Linked DNA regions of Mus musculus: regions 1, 2 and 4 are each linked to region 3. A link is a loop called in an ENCODE intact Hi-C map of the cell type or tissue named here. Cell type or tissue: heart. All regions are shown on one strand. Each heading gives the region's core, and the rest is flanking DNA. Links, peaks and the distances in the headings are about the cores only.

Region 1 (5,588 bases), core at 1,878-4,377, 170 kb after region 3:
ATACAAACTGTATTCTGACGTTCTAAAGCTGTTCATGAGATTTTGAAGAGCAAGTTCTGTGTGCTAATGTGGCAACTGTCACACTGCCCCCCTCTTGCTGCCAAAGACACAATGAACACAAACTTTAGATAATCCTGAGGTGAATTGGCTTTGATTAGTAATTTGAAATGAATATGACAGTAATTGCCAATTTCTAAGTCCTTGTTCTAGGTTTACCATCTAAAGTATCCTTATATAAGATGGTAGAAAAAAATCTGGTGTCATTTACAATGCTTGGGCTAAGTTCTCAAACACCCACACCACATTCAAAAGACGTGGGTGGCAGACCAAAGAGCAACTAATACACAGGGTTCTGTAAGAGAATATTCCCTGTGTTGCTTTCTAGAAACCAAACCCTTTTAAAACCTTATATTTAATTGGGATTAAGACAAGTATTTCCTTTTTTCTACCAGGATTAGGCAGGAGTGGTCAAGAGAAACAAATCCTACAATATTCACATACTTGATCTTTCCAAATAAGCACTGAATTACACAGGCAGGTTCTGGTTGGCACACAGTCATCCTTGAAGTTGCTGGTCAACAATCAGACTTGAGTATGAAAACATTGGCGCCCTTAAGAAATGTGTCCTTAGAAAGGGAGTAAGGAAGGGGGTAAGAAACTGGTCCAGCCTTTTCCAAAGTTCCCTAGATTTCTTTGCTTGAATAACTCACAATCCCTATTTTTCTTTGCTTGGATATCTCACAATCCCATATTTGGACAACATAAGAACAACAATGTAACCGTGGGGGGTGAGGGGAGGAGAGAGAGAGAGCGCGCGCAAGCGCACATGCTTAAACAACAATCTTAATTAACAATAGATAATGAAAACTGTTGTAGACTTTGAACCTTAGCATTTATCAACTCTTTGGGTCAATTACTTTGCCTCCCTGAGTCAGTTTCCTTAACTGTGAAACGAGTGGGAAAACTCCTTAGCGAAACACTATATGGAAAGGATGTACTGTGCACAGCTCATCACAGAGGAGGTCTTCATGAAATGGGAGCAATAGTTCTAATGCCAAGTATGGTGCCCCATGCTAGGAACCCAGTCCTGAGAGACAGAAATAGGAGCAATACAAGTTCAAAAGCAACCGGGGCTGCATTGAGACGATGTCTCAAAAAACAGACAGCGTACACAGAATAAACCAAAGTGGGTAAGAGAGGTGGGTAGAGAGACTGCAGACCTAATGATAATGATTAAAACGGTAACAAGGTAAACAGCATTCATTGTCACAAGTAGCTATACAAACATGCCTAATATTAAAGATCCTCAATAGTAGACATACTAGATATTCCACAAAGTTACGAGTTTAGAATGTGTTATGAAGTTACCAGCCTCTGTTTCATACCCAGCAATTAAGAGTTGAATTGAGTTTGATCTTAAGTGGCTATTGACAGTGAAGGTGATGGCCAAGAGGTTTAACAACTTCCAGGTTCAACTTCCAATTAACTGAAAATTAAATGAAACTTTTTAAAAGTAATCTGTCCTTTTCCCCCTTTCAATTTTTCCAGTGTTATAAACAGTTCCCGAGGCAAATGAAAGTTAAAATGACTTCTAGTCTGACATAATGTCACACACCTGTAATCACAGCACTAGTGAGGCAGAGGCAGGAAGACCATGGGTTCAAGCCCAGCTACAAAGAAAAGCCAGCCAGGACTTAAATTAGCAGCTGTCTCAAAATAAGGAAGGGAGAAAAAAAAAAACTAAAAATAACTCTGAAGTTTTATCTCATACCATTTTAAACATGAAAACAAAACAAAACGAAAAACCGCTTCTTATGCACATTTTAAGATTAACAAGAACCACAACAAAGGAAGTTTTAAAAATGTCATCCAGTCCTTTAAACTACAAAAACAAGACTTGTTGCAGAACAAACAAGTTGTCCTATCACTGGAAAAGCCAATTCACTGGGCCAGACACTAGAAAACGAAGTATACAAACCATCTAGTCGCATTACATCTGACTTAGATAACATGACCAAAGCACTGAAATTGTAGGTTAAATGCTATTAAGTTCAAATGTGCTGCAGTACTGACTTGAAAGAAAAAGCTTTAAACTGAGGCTGTTCTCTTCTCAAACACTCCTATCCTTTAGACAGGAGAAAAGCCTAATGCCTTGCAGCACTATAAAAAGCACTCTTCAACATCAACAGGCACTCCAGTCACTGCCTTTTCCCTTGTCAATCTGCAGGATCAGACTTTGGCCCGCCAAGATAAGGAGTGCAGAGTCCCTGACCAAATAGATGATACCGAGGGCAGCTGACACCCGTGGAAGTGGAAAGCCAGGGCATGGGAGTCACAACGTCAGGTGCTCCGTAAAGAAGTATGGGAGAAAATTTGGCGCAAAGATCCCGAGGTGCTCAGGAGGGGCAGACACGAAGGCCACCTTGGGCTAAAGTAAAAAGTCCGAGATGACAATGTGAGCACACGTGCAACGGGGTGCTTCGCACCCTGGGGACCGCAGCTCTGGCACCAGAGGGGACAAGTCGTCCCTTGTGAGCAGACCATCTCCAGTGTTCCCGCAGGTTTCAGGCGCAGGCTCTGTGGAGCAGAGGCGGACAGGCGCAGCAGCTAGCCGAGGCGCCAGGGCAGCCTGGCGCTGCCCACTGGTCCGGACCCCAGGGGCAGGGGCCATTGCAAACGCAACTGGGGCTCATCTCACCTGCTAGGTCTGCAGCTCCGGCTGCAAGGAGAAGGAAGCCGATGCTCACAGAGGGCCAAGCAGCGAGCACACCGCCGTCATCTCCCGCCCCGAACCCTCTTGTAGCGGCGTGTGCCAGCGGCAGATGCCCAACCACGTTCCGAGAAAGGGAGGGGTGAGCCGCTGCGGTCCTGTCAGCTACCTTAGGCGTCTGCAGCCCGGTGCCTCCTCCCCGCCTCCGCCCCGCCTTCAGGCTCCGCCCCTGGCCTGGAGGTCAGAGAAGCCGGTCTCCATTCTGCCGTGAGGCCCCGCCCCCAAGCTCAGGACATGGCCCCGCCCCGCCCAAGGCCCCGCCTCCAGCATGGAGGTCCGCGTTTCAAATCTCCACCCCGCCGTCAGGCCACACCCCTAAGCTCCAGTGCTACACTGCACTCCGCCCTGGGGCTCCACCCCAAGGCCCCGCCCCTAGCCAGAAGGCCCGAATGCGGGTCTCCACCTCGCCTTTAGGCCCCGCCCCCAAGGACAAGCGACACCGCTCCACCCCCGGTGCCCGAGGCCACACAGCCCAGTCCCTGCCCTTATGCTTCGCCTCCGCCAAAGCCACTTGGCCGCCGGTCTCCCGTAGCTGTACTTCCGGCTTTTCTCTTCCCACAAGATGGCGGCCGGGTGGGGATTGGCAGTATTGGTTTCCTCCGCCTCTGCTCAGACTCAGGAAGGCCTGTCATCATTTCGGTTAACCTCAGCTTCCAGTAATCCTGTCAATTCCTCTCCTGGTTAGCCTCGTCATTGCATAGTATAGAGTTATAAATGCAAGGATGTGAGTTCAAACCCTGCCTTCTACCTTTCCCAAGCTAGCATGATCTTGACCTTCCTAAATCAAAAGAGATTAAAATATAAGCTTTAGTTGTGTGCTTGATTTAGAATACATTGCCAGCAGCGACTGCTTCTTTTTCTGTTGTGGAGGAACTCTGGCTGTATGCTCTTAGTTTACAGACAGGAATCTCCTAGTATTCTCGGAAGTCTACTGGGGCTTCTCGAAGTCAACGTGTGAAAATGAAGACATTTTCTGAAACAAAAAATATTTCTAATTTAAAGCCTGATCTCAGTGATTTTGTAAGTATTTCTTAAAAAGAAATCTTGCTTTGCAAATTTTACTGTTTTGTCTGGCCACTACTATGTCCTATTAATCTGTGCAGTTTTAGTACAAAGTACAGTACTATTTGCACCTTTAAATTAAGTTACTATATGGTTTACTAAGAAAATAAAAGCCGGGAAGGGAGATGGGATGGGGGAAGGGGGTTCCGAGGGAAAATGAGGAAAGGGGATAAAATTTGAAATGTAAATAAAGAAAATATGTAATAAAAAATGGGAAAAAAAAAGAAAAGAAAAGCCAAGAGCTGGCTTAAGGATATGAAGCCTAAGGAAAGGTGAGCAGAATTGAAACTATTTTTTAAAATGTAGCTTACTCCCTTTTGGTTCATTTTTTGTCTTTCTCACTTTTAACTATTAACCTAACTGCAAAAAAAAAAAAAAAAAAAAAAACAATACATCTGTTATCTCAAGGCTAAATGGATTCCTGCCTTGAAACTATGAACATTAGTCAAACTAAATATTTAGTGAACTTTGACTTTTAAAGGATTATTGAAAGACAGGCCTAGAAAGGAAAGTTAAGGCCAACCTGTAGGAGTTCCTTGTGTTAGCTTAGCTTAGTTTATCCTCTGACAGCACAGTAAGATTGGTACAATTTCCCCACACTGGAACATGTCAGTGGATTTTGTGCCTTATGATCTGGAAGCCTTCCCAGGATAAGTGGAGAGATGAAAGGCAGAAAGGACAGTATGGTGACTTTGGGACTAGCCAAGACAAGGAAATAACCTACTCTGGGCTAATGGTAGTACAAATGGAGTAAGTTTGAGGGGTGTTACAGAAGAACTGTAGAGCCGGACAGCTGAGAGAGGTAAAGAAGAGGAGGTGGGGAACATTAAGTTTGTTCTCATCCACTAAAATAAGGAGAAAGAAGCCAGGTAGAGAGCTTCTAATAGATTTCCCAGCTGTGAAATTCTGCTATCTGGAAATGAAGAACTATTTCAATGCGCTTACAAAGGAGGAAGGGGCTACAAAGAGTGAATTTGCTTCTAGACCTAAAATTGGAAACCCTGAGGCATTATCTATAACAATCTCTTGGACTTATCCTTCCTTCCGTCAGAGGCGCTGGGAGTTTAGACATCTGATTAAAACCCCTTGGGTCAGATCCCACTCCTGGAGGGAAGAATGAAGCGCTTCAGTGTTCTGTGAGCTGACAGTTCTTAAGAAGGCATCAGCACACGTCCATGTGAGTGTACAAGGTTATGTCAGCAATCCATTGCTATTCACTTGATATGCCCGTGTCTGCTTATAGTTAGCCCTCTCACCTTTCTGCTTGTTCGTTTTATCTGAATTATGATTAGACTTTAAAAAAAAAAACCAAAAACCAAAGTCTACAAGTCATAAGGTACTTTCTTTGGTTATAAGGAAATGGTGAACAATACTTAATAATTACTCTTTTATTCAACTACTATTTGTTAAAACAGATAAGCATAAAAACCCACCATAAACTGAAATAATTTAGGAACACTGACACGGTGTGGTATATAAACTTAAAAAAAGCAAAGGCCTGCACTTGTAATCTTTTTATCCTTAGAGCTTAGACGAGTGCTTTCTTTGACATATGATAGGCATTCTATAAATGGCTTTTGAATGGCTGAATAAATTATAATTGCCTTCCTTGCCTACCAGCTAACCAGGAGGTTGAAGTGTTCTATTCAGTGTGGGTTCCTTGCTATAAAGAACTGTCATGTAGCTATTTCACTCAGTAACTGATTTCTCCTTTTACTCAGCTTTCCACTTGGCTTAATTTTGTAGCCTAATTTTA
Region 2 (5,588 bases), core at 1,980-4,479, 50 kb after region 3:
CCAGCCCTGGCAGGAGGATTTCTGAGTTCGAGGCCAGCCTGGTCTACAGAGTGAGTTCCAGAACAGCCAGGGCTACACAGAGAAACCCTGTCTCGAAAAACAAACAAACAAACAAAAAAAGAGATCAATAACATTCAGTGTTAAGATTAGTGTGGAATAAATGAGATGCTGTGTGTGAAGGATGTGCCAGAGCACCTGGGATATGATAAGTGCTCAATAAAGGTTAGTTGTTGTTCCTAGAAACAAGCCCTCCAATCTCTATGGGCAATACGGTGGAAGGCAAGGGATCTAAATGGTATTTTGGTGTGTTACTCCAAAAGGACTGCAGGGCTAGCCTGGGCCAAATAAGTGAGTCCCAGCCCAGTGTGAGAAACATGGTGAGGCCTTAGCTCAAAACAAAATAAAATGAAACAAAACAAGGACTGGAAAGATGGCTCAGCACTTGTGAACAGTTACAGTCCTTGCAGAGGACCTGGGTTTAGTTCCCAGCGTCCACACTGTGTGGTTCACCTTATGTCCAGCAGCACACACCTCTGGCCTCCTTGGGAATCCTGCACATGCCTTTCCACACACATACACATAATTAAAAATAAAATTAAAGTAATCTTTAAAAATTAAAACAAGCCAGGCAGAGTGGCACACCCCTTTGGTCCCAGCACTCTGGGAAGCAGAGGGGGAGGCAGAGGCAGGTTGGATCTCAGAGGTGGAGTTAGTTAGAGGCCAGTTTGATCTCCAAGACAGCCAAAACACACAGAGAGAGCAGGGAAGAAGAAGAAGGAGAAGGAGAAGGAGAAGAAGGAGGAGGAGGAGGAGGAGGAGGAAGAGGAAGAGGAGGAGGAATCTAAGAATCTACAACAAAGCCCACCAAACTAAACCAAACCAACCAACCAACCAACCCTAGAACCCATGGAGAACTGACTTAATACCTTTCAAAGAGGCAGCACTAGTTGCTAGGTTATATTGCTCACCTTCTAGGGTCAGATTCGCTGTGACTCTGTTGTAGGGTGGCCCTTGGCCCTGTTTTAATCTCAGTGTTTTAGCTGTGGGTGGTATCTCCAACAGGGCAAGGCTTTTTTTCTTTTTTTCTTTTTTTAAAGATTAATTCTCATTAAGCACTGAGGCATTGCCAAGACTTTCTCTGCCTAGTTTTATTTGGCCTTTACAACAATCCTTCAGAACTGACATTCTTAGCTGCATTTTGGAGAACAGACAGCTGACAAATGTTTACACCTGGCCGGGATCAAAGCCTTAAGTGGTAGCATACTCAACAAGAGACTTCCAAAGGGTTTGTGTCTGCCCAGACTACCTTACCTCCTACCTCCCAGCCCCACCCCACTCCACCCCACCCCCAACCCCAGTTCCCAGGCCTCTTGTCCTAGATGAAAATAACCACAACTCAGAAAAGGGCTAAGTTAACGTTTACAATCTAAAACCCTATCCATCTACCCCGAGAAGCGGCGCTGGTGTGTGTCAGTGTGGTGAAAGATCTCTGTATATGATAGAGAGGCCACAGGCTTGAAAGTAGCTTTGGCCTGCAAACCGGAGGTTCAGAATGGGGTGGCAGAAAGAAAGGCTGTCGTTATTGAACTGACATTTGTGTTTAATTTCTCTCTTGTCGCAAGTGCTATTCAAGTCGTAAGAAAAGCAAAGAGAGGTACGTTATATAAGAAGTGCCCAGTTTCCCAAAATGAAAAACAGCAAGCTGCCACCCCATGCTGTGGGCCCCAACTCAAGCCTCCCTTACAAGATAACCTAGTGGTTGCACGAATGCCCCAAACTTGCAAGTGGGGAGTTGACTTCAGAATTCTGCTTAAATAAAGCCAGACAATCTCCTGCAAGGTGGGCGTCCGGTTATAACCGAAGCAGGGAAAAAAAAAAAAAAAAAAATCCCTGCAACAGAGTTGCCTAAGAAAATGTTAGTCTCCCAGACTTGAGGCTCAGCCTCTAAAGTCCCATTCCACAGCCTCCTGGAAGATTTCCAGCTAACCCAGTCCAAAGCCACTCCCAGAGCCCAAAGACAGTTCGGAAGCCCATACCGGCCTTGGCCAAAGGAGACCGCCCATTTCTTGAGGCAAATTCCTAGTCTTCTAGCAGTCTCGGGGTTAGATCCTCTTAATTAGAAAACAATAGCTTCTTGGGCGCGAATAACCCGCGTTCTTCGCGCCCAAGCATAGCACACTCTCTTCGGCTCCAAACCAGGGGCAAAGAACTGGGCACGTCTAAGCTCCCCGGGCAGAAGCAGAGGACCGAGACGCGTGTGGAGAGCGTGAAACAACCCGCCTCCAAGACCCCCTCCCCCCGAGGACCCGCGGAGTAGGAAACCCCCTCCTCGCTGCGGCACATTTTGGGGGAGGGGTCCAGAAGCATTGCAAAGGATTCTGCAGCTGGAAGTTTAGGATTGTCCTGAGACCCACTTCAGGTTGTGGGTCCAGAACAAGCCGCGAGTTGTCACCGCCAGTGAAGTCTCTTTGCTCTTAAGGAGCTGCCCTGGACTCCTTGGAGGGTGGAGATTCTCGGGTTCCCTCCCCCCCTGCTGCCCTCGGGTCGGAGAAAAGATGTGGAATTAGGATCGAGTGAAAATTCCGGAAGCTCTGTAATTACGCACACCCTGAATGTGGAGCGTTGACTTGAGTTACTTGGCGCTTCGAGGGCTGGGGCCCTGCATATTGATGAAATGCAGCCTCTGTTTACCTAAACAATAAATGTAGAGATTAGCAACATTCACTTGATCACAATAACGGGTTGACAATTAAGGGGCAATGCATCCCAGATGGAACCCAGCCTACGGAGGGCGTGCACAACGGGTGGCGGGCTCCTGCAAGGGGGCGCTGGGCGGGAGCAGGGGTGCACGGAGACACTCTGTACGGTCCAGTGAAGGATGCTGAGCCGGGTGCCAAGAGGTGGAGAGGCCCAGCCCTTACTGCCACAAGCCATCCGGCTAGACCTTCTAGAGGGTTTTTGGAGAGATCTAAGCGTCTGGGACCGAAACTGCAGGGGTGTTTCTGAAGCTCTGAGTCTGACTCTCTACGTTGTCACCTGCCTTAAGGCCATCCTGCTTGACTGATGCCTGGTTGGAAACTAGAATGGGCGTCCCTGGCATGTGCTCGGCGAGTGTGTCCGTGTCAGCAAGTCAGCAAGAGTATCTTTTGCTACGGTACTAGGAAGGAGGGAAGAAGCAAGATGCCGGTGCCTAAAGCGAGTGGAGCCTCTCTCTACCCCCATGCCATTCAATACCAGGGAGAAAGTGAGACTCAAGCGCCTCTCACTGAGCTCTAAGGACACAGGATGTACAGTGGGTGGTGAAACAGAAGGCCGGCCCACCAGGATTGGGCTCTAGACTGGCTGGAATCCAGAAGCATGGATTTGTCTGGGCAATGTCACAGGGGCACTTGAGTCCTCACAGGGAATCTCATGGCCTACACAATCAGCCTCCCTCCTCCCCCTTCTCTGCCTCTTGGAGTTGCAGGTCCTTGAGAAGAGATTCCAGGCAGGAGAGGACTGAAGGAACTACTGAGAGAACTCAGCAGGGTGCCATCTGGAGAAATAAGGTCAGAGAGCCTCTGCAAGTGTGCGTGGTGTGTGTGCGTGTGTGTGCGCGTGTGCGTGTGCGTGTGTGTGTGTGTGTGTGTGTGTGTGTGTGTGTGTGTGTGTGTGTGTGTGTGTAGGGGCCGGGGTTGGGAGAGGATGGGATCCATTTAGGTTTTCCAAATCCTGGGCTCCCATAGAACATTGGCTACAGAAGACACGTGCCTGTTGTTTCTCTATCCTTTCTTCCACACCATCAGCAATGCCAAAGACATCTGAGTCCATTCTAGACACTCCAAATCAAATGAGGTAGGGGATATAGCCAGCCCAGGCTCTAGGGACAGGAGTTGGGGTCAGAACTGGGCTAAGAAGAGGATCTGGGGGAGTTGAGAGCCAGAGAGACTGGGAAAAGGAAGAGCAGGGAGGGGAAGGTGGAGGAGGGGATGAACCAGTAGGGGCAAAGTTAGACTTGGGTGTGAGATGTTCAAACTTAGAATCTTTCTGGCCCCCTAGTCTCCCCCTCCATTGTCCAGCTGAAGGTGCACCAGAAGTAGGGGGTCAAACAAAGGGAATCTTCTGTCCTCTCCTTTCAGGCCAGGGTGGGATGGGGGGGGGGTAGGAATTTCCTCATCATGAGAAGCCGATGAGTGTCTGTGGCAAGTAGACAACTACAAACAGACTTTGGACCAGGCAGAGAAGGGCGGCCTTGATCACTTCAGCTCTGTTGTAATTTTGTCTTCGATGTGATTAGCTGGAAGAGTCAGCCCTACCAAGGATTTCCCTCCCTCCTCCTCTTCCAAAGGCACCATCCTTCCAGAGCAGGGCTGCTGCTCCTCCCCAGTCTGAAATTTCAAGGGCTAATGGTGTGTGTTCCTGCAGTAATTAGGGGCCATGCAGCAATCCAACACTCGTTAAACAAATATGCAAGTCATCCTCATGGGGGGGGGGAGGCTGAGGAAGGGGGCAGCTGGAACCCCTGCTGCTGGTGTCCTCGGCTAGGGGTGTGGCAGCTCTGTGACCCTCTGCTGAGGAGGCAGCCCTTAGTCTTCTTCACTCTTCCTTAAAATGAAGACACACAGGCAGAGAGCATGCATTGCATCTCGCATCTCGCCACCCACTGGACAAGCTGAGGAACCTGTGTCCCTGCTTGGAAAGTTGTCTAAGTCACTAGTGGCTCTAAGCTAAGATGAGCAGGATCTGGGTCCCCCACTCTGCACAGCAGGGCCATGGATATAAAGGCCATGGAGCCATCTTCCCCACCTCTTTCTTTTCGCCATTATAAATCAGCCATATAAATCATTCACATTGTTTAAGGTACATTGATCCATCTAATGGCTTGTAATAGGCTCCTAATTGTCATGTGCAGAAGCCTGCAGGCTCACAAGGGTCTCAATGCCAATTCAGTCTACCTTAAGCCCCAGGCTGGTCAGTACAAAACCCACAAGAAGCACCCTGCCACTCCAACCTCTGTGCCCAGAAGAGGGAGTATTGCTAAGGGTAGTTGTTACACACACACACACACACACACACACACACACACACACACACAGAGAGAGAGAGAGAGAGAGAGAGAGAGAGAGAGTTAACTTCCAAATCACCATTTCAGTGATAAGCAAAATCCAGCCTTCAATCTATTGATTATTGTGAACCAAAACACATTTTGTCAATCTCAGAACCCTTCTGGATTTAAAGCCTCTGTCTGCATTTATATTTACAGTAAAAAAAAAAAAAAAAAAAAAAAAAAAAAAAAAAAAAAAAAAAACTTGTTAGTCACAAACCAATATGCTCTTGGTCGCATCTTTTTGTTTTCTTTCATTATTTTTATTTATTTATTTTAACAATAATGATAAGGAGTCTCTTGAAGGGACTTGTTAAAGAAAGGGACAGAGGAGCTTTTTCCAGGACAGCTCTGAGTTCTACTTCTCAAAGTTGGAGTGTTTCCCTCCTCTGAGCCTTGGATGAAGGAGGAAAGAGCTGGAAGTTGGAAATCTCTCAAGCTGTCTAAGAAGTGGTTAAACTGAAGAAACTGATGGGCAATATATGTGTATCATTTGGGTAGCTCT
Region 3 (5,588 bases), core at 1,253-3,752:
AGCCAGGGCTATACAGAGAAACCCTGTCTTGAAAAACCAAAAAACAAACAAACAAACAAACAAACAAAAAGGAAGGAAGGAACCGACACTGAACATTTAAGTTACACAGTTGTAAGATTAACCCCACATAATATCTTCTATCATTGTCTTCTGTGCAACTATATGGTAGGTATGGTTAACTTTAAAGACATGATAAAATACAGTACTTTGTTTTCAGAATTCCCAAGTTTAAACACCTTTTGTGTGCACACATGCGTGGCATCCATGTGCCTGTTCAGATGTGTGCAGACACGGGTGCATGCGTGTGTGCTCATGGCAGCCCAATGCTGGGGTGAAGTGTTTTCCTCAGCTGCACACCACCTTACATATAAAGCAGGGTCTGCTGCTGAACTCGGAGCTCACCACTGTGGCTAGACTGGCTTGCCAGCTTGTTCTGTGGATTCCGTTTTGGCTTTTAAATCTGCAGAAACAGGAGCCTTTTACCTACCTTCTAACAGTATATTCAAAGCAGTTACTTCTTTCTCCAATAAAATCTTGTGAGTTTCTATTTCTATAACAGGACACAAAGTTTACAAAATCAAAATAAGAAAAGTCCCAATTTTTACTTACCCAACATTTGGCAATCCAACGATACCAATTTTCAGTGAGGTTCCAAATCTTCCAATAATTGGAGGCGGTTTAATTCCATCTCCTCCCTTTTTCGGGGGCATCTAAAATATCAAAATGAACTTTTAAGACTCCCCTATAAACAAAACACATGTCTGTATACAGAATATATTACTGGGTAGTAGACAAGAAAACCTACTGTCTGTACCAATCCACAACTAAAATATGAGCAAAACCCATACTTTTTTTGAGGGGAGGGTCTCTGTAAACAGATCTGATTCTAAAATGTGTACATGTATCACTTCTGAGTAGTCCCAGAAACACTGCAGCAGCGGGAATCAAAGATAAACTTAAAACTTAGTTCCAATCCTCCGTGCTGGCTGCCGACAACCGCCTTCTTAACCTGTCATAGTATTTGAAGGAAAGCATTTGGAAGGAGAAGAGACACAAGTCTAAGGAAGCCCATTACAGAAACACCAGCAACCATGTCACCTCTCGCCAATCATTCCTCCACCGCTTGGAACCCGCCTCTCTCCACAACTCAGCGTTCACCACACTGATGGTCACTACTAGGCCTGGAGGTCCTTCGAAGCCAGACCTTTTTGCCTTTGACACTGTAGGTAAGCTTACCGTCAGTCCTTATTAAACAGTTTTTGAAACCCACACTCTACACTGGATACTTTGAAGGCACTCACCTTGTCGTTCCTTTTCAAGATCCAACCTAGAGCTTTCATGTATGCTAAAAGCAAGCGCTCTACCAGTAGGCTATATACAGCCCTATTTCAAATACCTTTTGATTGACAAGTCCAAACTTTCTGTCTTTTCTTGTCCTGGCTCCAAGGTCCACTGTGCAAAATTGATCTCACTTTTAACACTGCAACAGGAACCTACGAGGAACTGCAACCTTGCGCGTCTTAGAACCTGGAAACTAAAACTGTCCCTGCCTTCTGGCTGGTTGGACCTCCTAGAGCCACGCTGCTCCTCCCTCCTTCTCCCCACTCCGCCTGCTCCAGAAGTGATACTCCAACCTGTAATCCCAGACCGGGAGGCCAAGGATCTCCCATTTTGGGGATCCTGACACCTGTTCCGGGCCTCCAATGAACAGCTGCATGGGGAGAGCCCGTCCAGTCCTGGAGCCTACAAGGGGTGACCTACAAGGGGTGCCCCCGCAGTCCAGCCAAGCAGGACCTCCGCACACCACCCTTCCCCTCCTGACCCGGCATTGGCGTCCCGCCCTGAGGCAAGACTTTCCCCCAGACTGCGGCGAGAGCCAATCTCGTGGCCGCGCGGCCTAGTCCGAGGGCGCCTCATTCATCCACATGCCCCAAGCTGTCCGCTGCCCTCAGCCCGTCCCGGCGGCCGGTCTCCGGCCTAGCGCCAGCCTCGGAACCACTGGCCCGGGAGCCCACGGGCTCCTTCGGGGACTCACCGTGCACCGGGCTAACGATCGCACGGGGTCCCGGACTGCAAAGACCGGTGTCGCCGGCAGCCGGAGGTGGGGAAGAAGGCGGAGAGAGCGCAAGCCCGGCCCTCCGCCGAGCCGCACGCACGACGGCAGAGGCGACGGAACGGGCGGGCCGGGGCGGCACCTGTGCGCAGGCCACGCCCCCACAGGGTCACGCCCATTGGCCCGGATGCCCGGGCCCGGATGGGCGGGGCCTACGAGGAGGAGGGCGCTCAGCAGCACCGGGTTTCTGCGTCTCTCTACACGTGGGCTTCCACCGAGCCTCCAGGTTTCTTTCAGCTCCACTGCTCCGGTTCCGGGCTCCTGCTTCGTCTGGGATCTATCTTGTCCCTGACTGATCGTGCCCAGATCAGCCTTTGCTACCTGCACGGAGCCGCCCTTCTCCCCTTTCCAGTAACTTCTTTCAGATGGGTTAACGATGAGAAGCCATTAAACTTTCTTCAAGGGAAAAATGGACCAAGGAAAATTTCGGATCCAAGACGCACTTAACAGCCACAGAAGTGCATAAAACATTTAAAGAGTCACCATCTTCTTCCTCGTCGCCGCACATACATCCCTTTCCTCTGCGAGGTTAAGAACTATGAGAAGGAAACATGATTTCTTCCTGGTTCTAAAATGAGACTACTGCGATCCATCTCATAAGGCTATTGGTAGGATTAAATCAAATAATATGTATAAAGTCACCTTCTAACTACACTATGAGCTCCACTGGGACAAAAAGGTGTTTATTAGGTTTTCTCCAATGACTTTCAAGTATTTGTTACAGTGAATGTCCAGAAATTATAATTTTTTTTCAAACATACCAGTTGCAAATAAAAGAAAAGAGTGTGAATTGGTTGCTAATCCCCAATTTGCAGATGACAGAATAGTATCAGAAAAGTATCAGGTAAAGTTTCACAACTAAACTAGTGACAGAAGACACATGTCAAACCCTGATCTCTCTGCAAAAATCTGAGTTTTTTTTTTTAATTATGTTTATTGCCTATTGTATGTGTGCTTGTGTGGATTCGCTCTTGTATACAACAGTTCTGGTGAGGTCAAAGAACAGCTTGGAGTCAGTTCTCTCGTACTTTGCAGGTTCTGAGAATGAAACTCAGATTCGTAAGGCTTAGCAGCAAGCACCTCTCCATACTGAGCCATCTCACAGATCTAGAACTCTTCACTTTCTGTCAGAAACTTTTTGAATGGTGTGACTGACAAGCAGCAGCTGAGCCACTGTTTGTAATAAAATTGCATTAAGGTTTTTCTGTCACCCCGTGAGAGTGATCTTAGGAAAGCCTTAGAGCTCTTTTGATACATTTTAAAGACAGGGTCTTTGTCTTTAGTTTTGCTATTGGTTAAAGATTGTTACTGTCAAAGCAGTCACGTAAGTCCTTACTTTCTACAGTTACTAATGCACTACACACTCAGCCTAGTATCCTTGTCATCATTGTATGTGTAAAATAGACCCCAGGGATAAGCAGTACACAGCTTGTAACCGCCATCGAGCTAACGCACATGAACAGCACAGAGGTCTGAGACATTAAAAAATAACGCTATTTTCAATTACTCTGATCCCCCCCCACACACACACACACACACATATCATGGCTTTATTATGTAGCTGTGCCTTCCTCTGCTCTCATCCCCTAGCTAACAACCAAAAGCCAACTGCAGCTCTAGACACTACTAAAATGTCAGGAGTAGAAGAGGAGGAAACATGTCATCTAGTGGACCCCTAGGAAAAACAGGCAGTGTGTCTCAGAAGCCTCTAGCTGACATCTTCTGTTTCACTGGGCAAAACTAGGTGGATCCTTCATGAGTCACAGGTGAGGGGTGTTTGGAGTGTGGCGGTGCTAGGCAACAAGATAAATGAGTTACGTGCAAGGCAGGATAGAATAAGACAACACAAGATTGTATAATTTTCTTCAGAATGACATGATTTAAAACTTGGCAATTAAGCCGGGCGTGGTGGTGCACACCTTTAATCCCAGCACTCGAGAGGCAGAGGCATTCGGATTTCTCAGTTCAAGGACAGCCAGGTCTACAAAGTGAGTTCCAGGACAGCCAGGGCTATACAGAGAAACCCTGTCTCGAAAAACCACAAAAAACAAAAAACAAACAAACAAAAAAAAACCCGTGGCAATTAGTTATTTCTGGAATTTTCCGTCTAATACTCTAATGTTGCAATTGGGCATGATATAATAAAACCATGGAAAGTAAAACCACAGGTAAGGGCATGGGGCTATAGTACTAGAATCACCATGGCCCATTTTGGGGTGTAATGGCTCAGTGGACCCAGGTTTGATTCCCAGCACCCACATGGTAGCTCAAAACTGTAACTCTGGTCCCATAGAATCCAATGCCTTCTTCTAGCCTCTGAGGGCATCAGACAGCCATATGGTGCACAGACATCAAGACATAACACCCATTTATATCAAAACAAAACTTAGGGGGGAAAATTCTTCCCTTTAAAAAATATGTATATGTTATGTATATGTTTAGGTAGGTGTGTGTATGTGTACATGTGTCTATGAAGGCCAAAGATTAGCCTCTAATGTCAGGAGTCAGCCACCTTTTTTTTTTTTTTGGACAGACTATCTTACTGGGACCTGGGGCTCACTCATCAGGCAGGGCTGGCTAACCAGTGAGCCCTGGTCTTCCTGACTCCACATTCCCACCACAGGGATTATGAACACATAACCTCCATACCTGGCTTTTTATATGGGTACTGAGGATCAGCCTCAGCCTCAGCCTTGCACATCGCATACTTCACCCAGTAAGCCACCTCCCAGCCCTTTTCTTTTAAAGACATAGTCTCACTGTTTAGACCAGGCTGGCCTCAAACTCATAGTCTACCTGCCTCGGCTACCTGAGTGTTGGGATTACAGATATGCAACACCATATTTACATACACTGCCCTCAAGCCTTGCTGTTTGTAGCACATGAACTTTCTGGCCGGAACATATCGGACCTGGGATATCAAATCCAAGCTGAAGAAATCAAGATTCTTTTCCTTTCTGGAAGTTGGAGTCAAGCCATAATAACAAATGCTGTTGGTTGCTTAAAGGGGAACATAAAATCAGGGCTAAGGACTATGTTAGGCACTTTTTTTTTTTTCAACAGGAGGCTATTCTAAAGAAAAAAAAATAAGGAGGAAAAGGGTCAAGCAATCATCAGATGGTCCTGGAGAAACTGAAAGAGGAGAGAGCAATCACAAGTTCTAAGTGTCCAATTCCAAATGTCTAATCCATCGAATGGCCTGTTTACTTTTTAACCCCAGGCTCTCTGATAACCTTGCTTTCTACCGAGAACTTCCATTTTCTGTTTAAATTGGTTTACAGTGGATTTCTAATAGCCAAGCAATATTTGCAGTGGCCAAGGCAGACAAGAACTTATAGCCTCCTAAGAACTATCATAATGCACGTGGGAGGCACATCATCCCTCTTACCTGCAGTCTTAGACAACAGTTTCCCAGAGTGTGCTCGGTGTAACTGGGATTCTCCAAGAAGCTCTGTTGAGTAAGGGATGCAGGATC
Region 4 (5,588 bases), core at 1,355-3,854, 60 kb after region 3:
GCCACTTGGTTTGGGGGTTGTTGCATTACATTACAGTGTTTTCTGGAAAGTCTTGTTTTGCAGGCCACGAAGTTACATTAATAAACACTTACATTAGCGTGGCTCCCCAGTTTGCCCTTGACTTTGAAAGCCGCTTATACTTGGATTCTTTTTGTAATCGTGTGCGTTGTGTAAATATCAAAACTACGTTTCTGAACTATAAAAGAAAATAGCCAAGTCGTAGCCACTCATTCGAGGAATGTTCTAAGAGTTTCTTCCAGCACTGGGTGGCTGTTTTGGCCACCACCCCCCGCCCTCACCCGTTATTTCTTGTGTGTGTTTACCTTCGTGCTACACCCGGAAGGGCGACTTGGGAGCTTCTGGGAGATGAGCGGGCTTATGGCGTCAACCCAAGTCTGATTCTAGACAAGGGTGGCAGCGAACGAAGTGGCGAAAACCGAGGCATTTCTGATCTATAGTCTCACTGAGGAACAACTTTCCTACTCGCTCGTGGTCGCCTCTGTCCTGCGCGGGGCGCGGCGCGTCCCCCGCCAGCGTGCGGGGAGGAGGCGCGAGCCGGGGTGCCAGGGCCCTCCGGGATCTGCGCGGGGGGAACGAGGCTGCTCACCGGTGCACTTTGTGTCTTCCCCCACTTCTCCCTGCCCTCCTCCTCCTCCTCCTCGCTCCCTCCTTCACCCCACCCACTCTAGGAAGAGCCACGCTTCGGAACGACCCCGTTGGCCATGCTGGCGGCGACCTGCAACAAGATCGGCAACACGAGCCCCCTGACGACCCTGCCCGAGTCCAGCGCCTTCGCCAAAGGCGGCTTCCACCCCTGGAAGCGCTCCTCGTCCAGCTGCAACCTCGGCTCCAGTCTCTCCGGCTTCGCTGTGGCCACGGGCGGCCGCGGCTCGGGCAGCCTGGCGGGTGGCTCGGGAGCCGCCAACAGCGCCTTCTGCCTGGCCTCCACGTCCCCCACGTCGTCCGCCTTCAGCAGCGACTATGGCGGCCTTTTCTCCAACTCGGCGGCGGCGGCGGCCGCGGCGGCCGGCGTGTCCCCGCAGGAGGCGGGCGGCCAGTCGGCCTTCATCTCCAAGGTGCACACGACGGCGGCCGACGGTCTGTACCCGCGCGTGGGCATGGCGCACCCGTACGAGTCGTGGTACAAGTCGGGCTTCCACTCGACCCTAGCGGCGGGCGAGGTGACCAACGGCGCGGCGTCATCGTGGTGGGACGTGCACAGCAGCCCTGGGTCCTGGCTGGAGGTGCAGAACCCCGCCGGGGGGCTGCAGAGCTCGCTGCACTCGGGCGCCCCCCAGGCCTCGCTGCACTCTCAGCTGGGCACCTACAACCCCGACTTCAGCTCGCTCACGCACTCGGCCTTCAGCTCCACCGGCCTCGGCTCGTCGGCCGCCGCCGCTTCGCACCTGCTCTCCACCAGCCAGCACCTGCTGGCCCAGGACGGCTTCAAGCCGGTGCTGCCCTCTTACTCGGACTCCAGCGCAGCGGTGGCCGCGGCGGCCGCCAGCGCTATGATTTCGGGCGCAGCGGCGGCCGCCGCCGGGGGCAGCTCGGCGCGCTCCGCCCGTCGCTACTCGGGCCGCGCCACCTGCGACTGCCCCAACTGCCAGGAGGCCGAGCGGCTGGGTCCGGCCGGGGCGAGCCTACGCCGCAAGGGGCTGCACAGCTGTCACATCCCGGGCTGTGGCAAGGTGTACGGCAAGACGTCGCACCTGAAGGCGCACCTGCGCTGGCACACGGGCGAGCGGCCCTTCGTGTGCAACTGGCTCTTCTGCGGCAAGCGCTTCACGCGCTCGGACGAGCTGCAGCGGCACCTGCGGACTCACACGGGCGAGAAGCGCTTCGCCTGCCCTGTGTGCAACAAGCGTTTCATGCGCAGCGACCACCTGAGCAAACACATTAAGACGCACAACGGGGGCGGCGGGGGCAAAAAGGGCAGCGACAGTGACACGGACGCCAGCAACCTGGAGACACCCCGTTCCGAGTCCCCGGACCTCATCCTGCACGATTCCGGCGTCAGTGCAGCCCGGGCGGCTGCGGCGGCGGCAGCGGCGGCGGCGGCAGCGGCAGCGGCGGCTTCGGCGGGAGGCAAGGAAGCTGCGACCGGTCCCAACGACTCCTAGAGGTTGGCGGAGAGGCGCGAGCGAGCAAGTAGAGACACCCAGAGCGAGCGAGCGAGAGGTTCGGAGGGCGAGCGAGTGGGCGCACGGGAGGGCAGGGGCTCCAGAGAAGCCCCCGGAGCCCAGGCTGGGAGCGAGGTGGAGCAGCGCGGAACCCCGGGCGGTGGCTTGCTGGCGGCGCCGGAGTTGCCCTCAACCCGTTGCGCCCAGATGAGAATCGATCTCGAGGTCCAGAAACAAAAGCGAGCCATCCTCCGACATAAGTGCAGGTTCAAAACTACACACACACACACACACACACACACACACACACACCACCCCGGAGTCCCACAAACGCAAGAACGCACACTCCCGCGCGCGCACTCACAGGCACCCACTCGAACAAACTTCTCCAGAGAAGAGCAATACACAGAAATGTCCCCTCCCCCCACTGCCCACTCCCCCCACCATCCTCTGTCCTTTTCTCAAAAACAAAAAACAAAAACTAGCTACCACTCAGCAAAGGACTGTCAGAACTTTCGAATGAAAACAAACGAGACCTATAAAAACAGACCCTTTGTGTGGATTATATTATATATAAAATCTCCAAGTCCTGCTTGATGTCTACTTACAATGAGACTTTTTTTTTTTTTTCTAAAAAAAGGAAGCATCAAAAAAGGCTTAAGGTGAGATATTCAACTGGAAGTCTAGCAACAGTTTCTCTGTATTTCATAACATCTGTATAAATAGGGTTCAAAGGATTGTGTTCTCTTTTATTTTCTTGTAAATGTTCATTCGAATAGTTTTTTTGTGAATTCCTGAAATTCAGGGAGTTTCTTTTTAATTTTCTGATGCACTTTGTGAAAGTCAGTATATATGTAAAAGATATTTAAAATGTTGAGTTACCATTTCACTCAAACACGTAAGTTAAGGTCATCTAAAGAAATTAAATGCGTTTATCTGTATGAAGAGAATCTTGACATCATATTTTCATTTTGGTGTTATTAAAGGACTCTAAACAACACTCCTCCTTTAAAAAAATATCCTGTTTCCCCCTCAATAATCTTTAATGTGGAATCAACTATTTTTTTTTGTTGGGAAACAAATTCCCTTAATGTTAGTTGTAGGCAATGAAGTTTATGTGGGTTGCAAAAGCCATAGCACACATACATTTTTTTGAGAAGTCAAAATTATTTATTTGTATATCAACAGCAAAAATTAAATCGGGTTATAAGAATGTGTAGTTGTATTACTTAATGGGAGGGCTTGCAAAAGGTGACATTTTAAATCTTTGGATCGCCTTTTTAAAAAGCCAGGGCTTTTGACAGTTTTAACTGGGGAGATACCTACCCATCTCCCGGAGGGTTCAGAAAAAATTGGTGGGTTTGTTTTTTAAAACTGATTTTAAAACAATCTGTGGGGGAAAAAATCTTTCTAGGAAAAAAATATCTTTTAGTTTCCAAGGCTCTCTACGTTGGGAGGCATCTCTGGGGAATAAATCGCTAGAGTCAATACCCCGGAAAAGACATTTCATGCCTAAATGAAAATCTTGTTAAATGTTATTAATTTTGACTTAGAGCACACAGCAGCCCCCTGTGCCTTGTATTCCCTTATTAGGGATTCATGTCTTATCAAATATCTAATTAATCTCCTAGACATCATTTGTTCTGGCCAACTTTATCTCAGCTGGTCCACAGGGAAAACTCCAAATATTCTCTGTGACAAAGCTCCCTTGAAGATCTTTTTAATTGTCTAAATTAACTGCACCAAATTTGCATGTCAAACGGTAAAGGGCAACCTGAGATAAAATGTAAACGTTTTAAAAGCCCCAAACTAAGCACTTGATTTGATAACTAGGCTTTTTAATGTTATGGAAGACAACTGCTCCTTTCCTTTTCAAAGACGGCTGATCTATGCAAATAGTGAATTGGAAATGCCTAGGTCCCCTCGCCGTCAAATGGCCCTCGCAGGTTATTTGAATATCAGTGGCTGCTTCTGAAAAGGTTCAAGGATGCTCTCTGCCTTCTTTGTGATTACGCAGTGCGGCGTCTTATTCTGAAGAAAAAAAACTCAGGAATAATTAAAGGCTGGGATCAGGCCTGGGAACACATTTGGGACAGGAATCTCATTTAGACAGTCTCTTTCAAAATAAGGCACAGTTAAATTGACCAGAAGGCAATTATTGAAATGAAAATTATTTTCACTCTCTTTGTCTTCTGACCACCAACTTAACAGCCCCAGTTTAAAAGAGGGAGAAGGGAGAGAATGACGAAAGGAAAATTGGTAAATGAGACAATTTCTCAATTCGAAAAAAAATGTTAGTTTGGAAAAAGAAAGTACATATTTACAGAATAAAAATATTTCTAAAAGACTTCTCACACAATAGAAACTGCAAGGGGAGTCAGCAGCTATAAATTTCCCCCTCTTTTTTTGATTACTGGCCTTGGAAACTTGAGTGAAGATTTTGATTCTTTGGAAAGAATAAATTATTGGTATTAACAGTCAACAAAAACTGCTCTGAAGAGCCAAATAGCAAGGCAACGAGAAACAGCAGGAAGGTTCCCAGCGGGGAGTCTGCAGCGTGAGGTTCAGTGGCTTCTTCCTCTTTTCTCGGAGCTCTTCTTCCTCTAGTTTTCCTTCTCTTCGGTCATTTTCTCTCCCGGCTCATCCATTTCTGCCTGGGACGCCCCGCACCCCCAGCCCCAAAGCGTCTTCGAGTTTGGGTCTGGTCTTAAGGAGAAGCTGTGGCAGAGTACGCTCATCCTGGGGGTTTGAGGCAGAGGCTCTGAGGTCTATAGGGCGTCCCGTGCGTCTAGGGTCTGCAGGCTGGAGGTGCGGAGGTGAGTGCGAGCTGGGGGTTCCTGAGGAATGAGGGCGCCGGGACGTCGGTCCCAGGCAGCTTTGTTTCTTGTTGATAATAAAGGCAGATCAAAGGGCCTGGCTGTGCAGGTCTCGCTCCCGGAGGGGCTCCCTCCGCAGGCCAGTGATCAAGGCCTCTGCGCGCTGTCTCTGCCCCGCGGGTCAGCCAACGTCCATCACCGCGGCTCCGGTGAACCGCGGGCGGCAGCCCAGACCTCAGTGTCCAGTCAGACATCTTGGGCTCCAAGCTGAGCCAAGAGGGACCCGGTCCCGCGCTCTTGTCGGAAACCCACCAGGGGAAACATCCCTGCCCCACTTCCCACCAGCTCTAGGCATCCCGGGGAGACCTTGAGACTCAGTAGGTGGTGACCGACTGAAGACGAACAAATGGAAGAGAGCGTGCACGGGAGGCGAGGTCCATGAGCTAGGATACCAGCTGGGTCCCCAGGTGGGGTGCGGCTGCGCCTCCCCAGGGCCACCTCTGCATTCCCGCGGCTTGGGCCTAACTGGGTCCCGGGTAGAGTAGATGGGGAGGCCACGCTGCGAATGAAGACTGCCGCCTGGAAGTGGATTTTGTGAAGCCAGGGCTGAGACCAGGGTCCTGGAGTCCCGCCCCCGCCGGGGTGAGGG

What was found. Peaks named below come from ENCODE experiments on the same cell type or tissue, not always from the same donor. Only the 100,000 strongest peaks of a DNase experiment are listed, where the experiment ranks them.
Region 1: it touches region 3 in a loop (3-fold over the local background); 2 of 42 quality-filtered maps call a loop at or near these places.
Region 2: a loop joins it to region 3, with 5 times the contacts of the local background. A loop is called at or near these places in 12 of 42 quality-filtered maps.
Region 4: a loop joins it to region 3, with 4 times the contacts of the local background. A loop is called at or near these places in 11 of 42 quality-filtered maps.

The regions. Positions count from the first base shown.
Region 1 is chr2:73,383,567-73,389,154 of GRCm38, forward strand. Gpr155 (G protein-coupled receptor 155) reads right to left here and starts at 2,914. Exons shown (of 17, transcript NM_001190297.2): 1 at 2,699-2,914. Gm13707 (a long non-coding RNA gene) reads left to right here and starts at 3,284. Exons shown (of 9, transcript XR_866430.3): 1 at 3,284-3,790; 2 at 4,884-5,009. In heart, for the core only: no CTCF peak of the experiment used is centred there; a DNase peak (open chromatin) is centred at 3,095; H3K4me3 peaks cover 1,925 bases; H3K27ac peaks cover 1,541 bases.
Region 2 is chr2:73,261,612-73,267,199 of GRCm38, forward strand. No RefSeq gene overlaps it. Among named protein-coding and RNA genes, the nearest start is that of Sp9, 7.5 kb to the right of the region's middle. In heart, for the core only: no CTCF peak of the experiment used is centred there; no DNase peak of the experiment used is centred there; H3K4me3 peaks cover 1,675 bases; H3K27ac peaks cover 358 bases; H3K27me3 peaks cover 2,500 bases.
Region 3 is chr2:73,212,251-73,217,838 of GRCm38, forward strand. Ola1 (Obg-like ATPase 1) reads right to left here and starts at 2,197. Exons shown (of 11, transcript NM_025942.2): 1 at 2,036-2,197; 2 at 610-710. The coding sequence starts at 710. In heart, for the core only: no CTCF peak of the experiment used is centred there; a DNase peak (open chromatin) is centred at 2,211; H3K4me3 peaks cover 1,633 bases; H3K27ac peaks cover 1,414 bases.
Region 4 is chr2:73,272,436-73,278,023 of GRCm38, forward strand. It overlaps Sp9 (trans-acting transcription factor 9), which reads left to right. Exons shown (of 2, transcript NM_001005343.2): 2 at 690-3,336. The coding sequence ends at 2,123. Among named protein-coding and RNA genes, the nearest start is that of Sp9, 3.3 kb to the left of the region's middle. In heart, for the core only: no CTCF peak of the experiment used is centred there; no DNase peak of the experiment used is centred there; H3K4me3 peaks cover 1,251 bases; H3K27ac peaks cover 617 bases; H3K27me3 peaks cover 1,239 bases.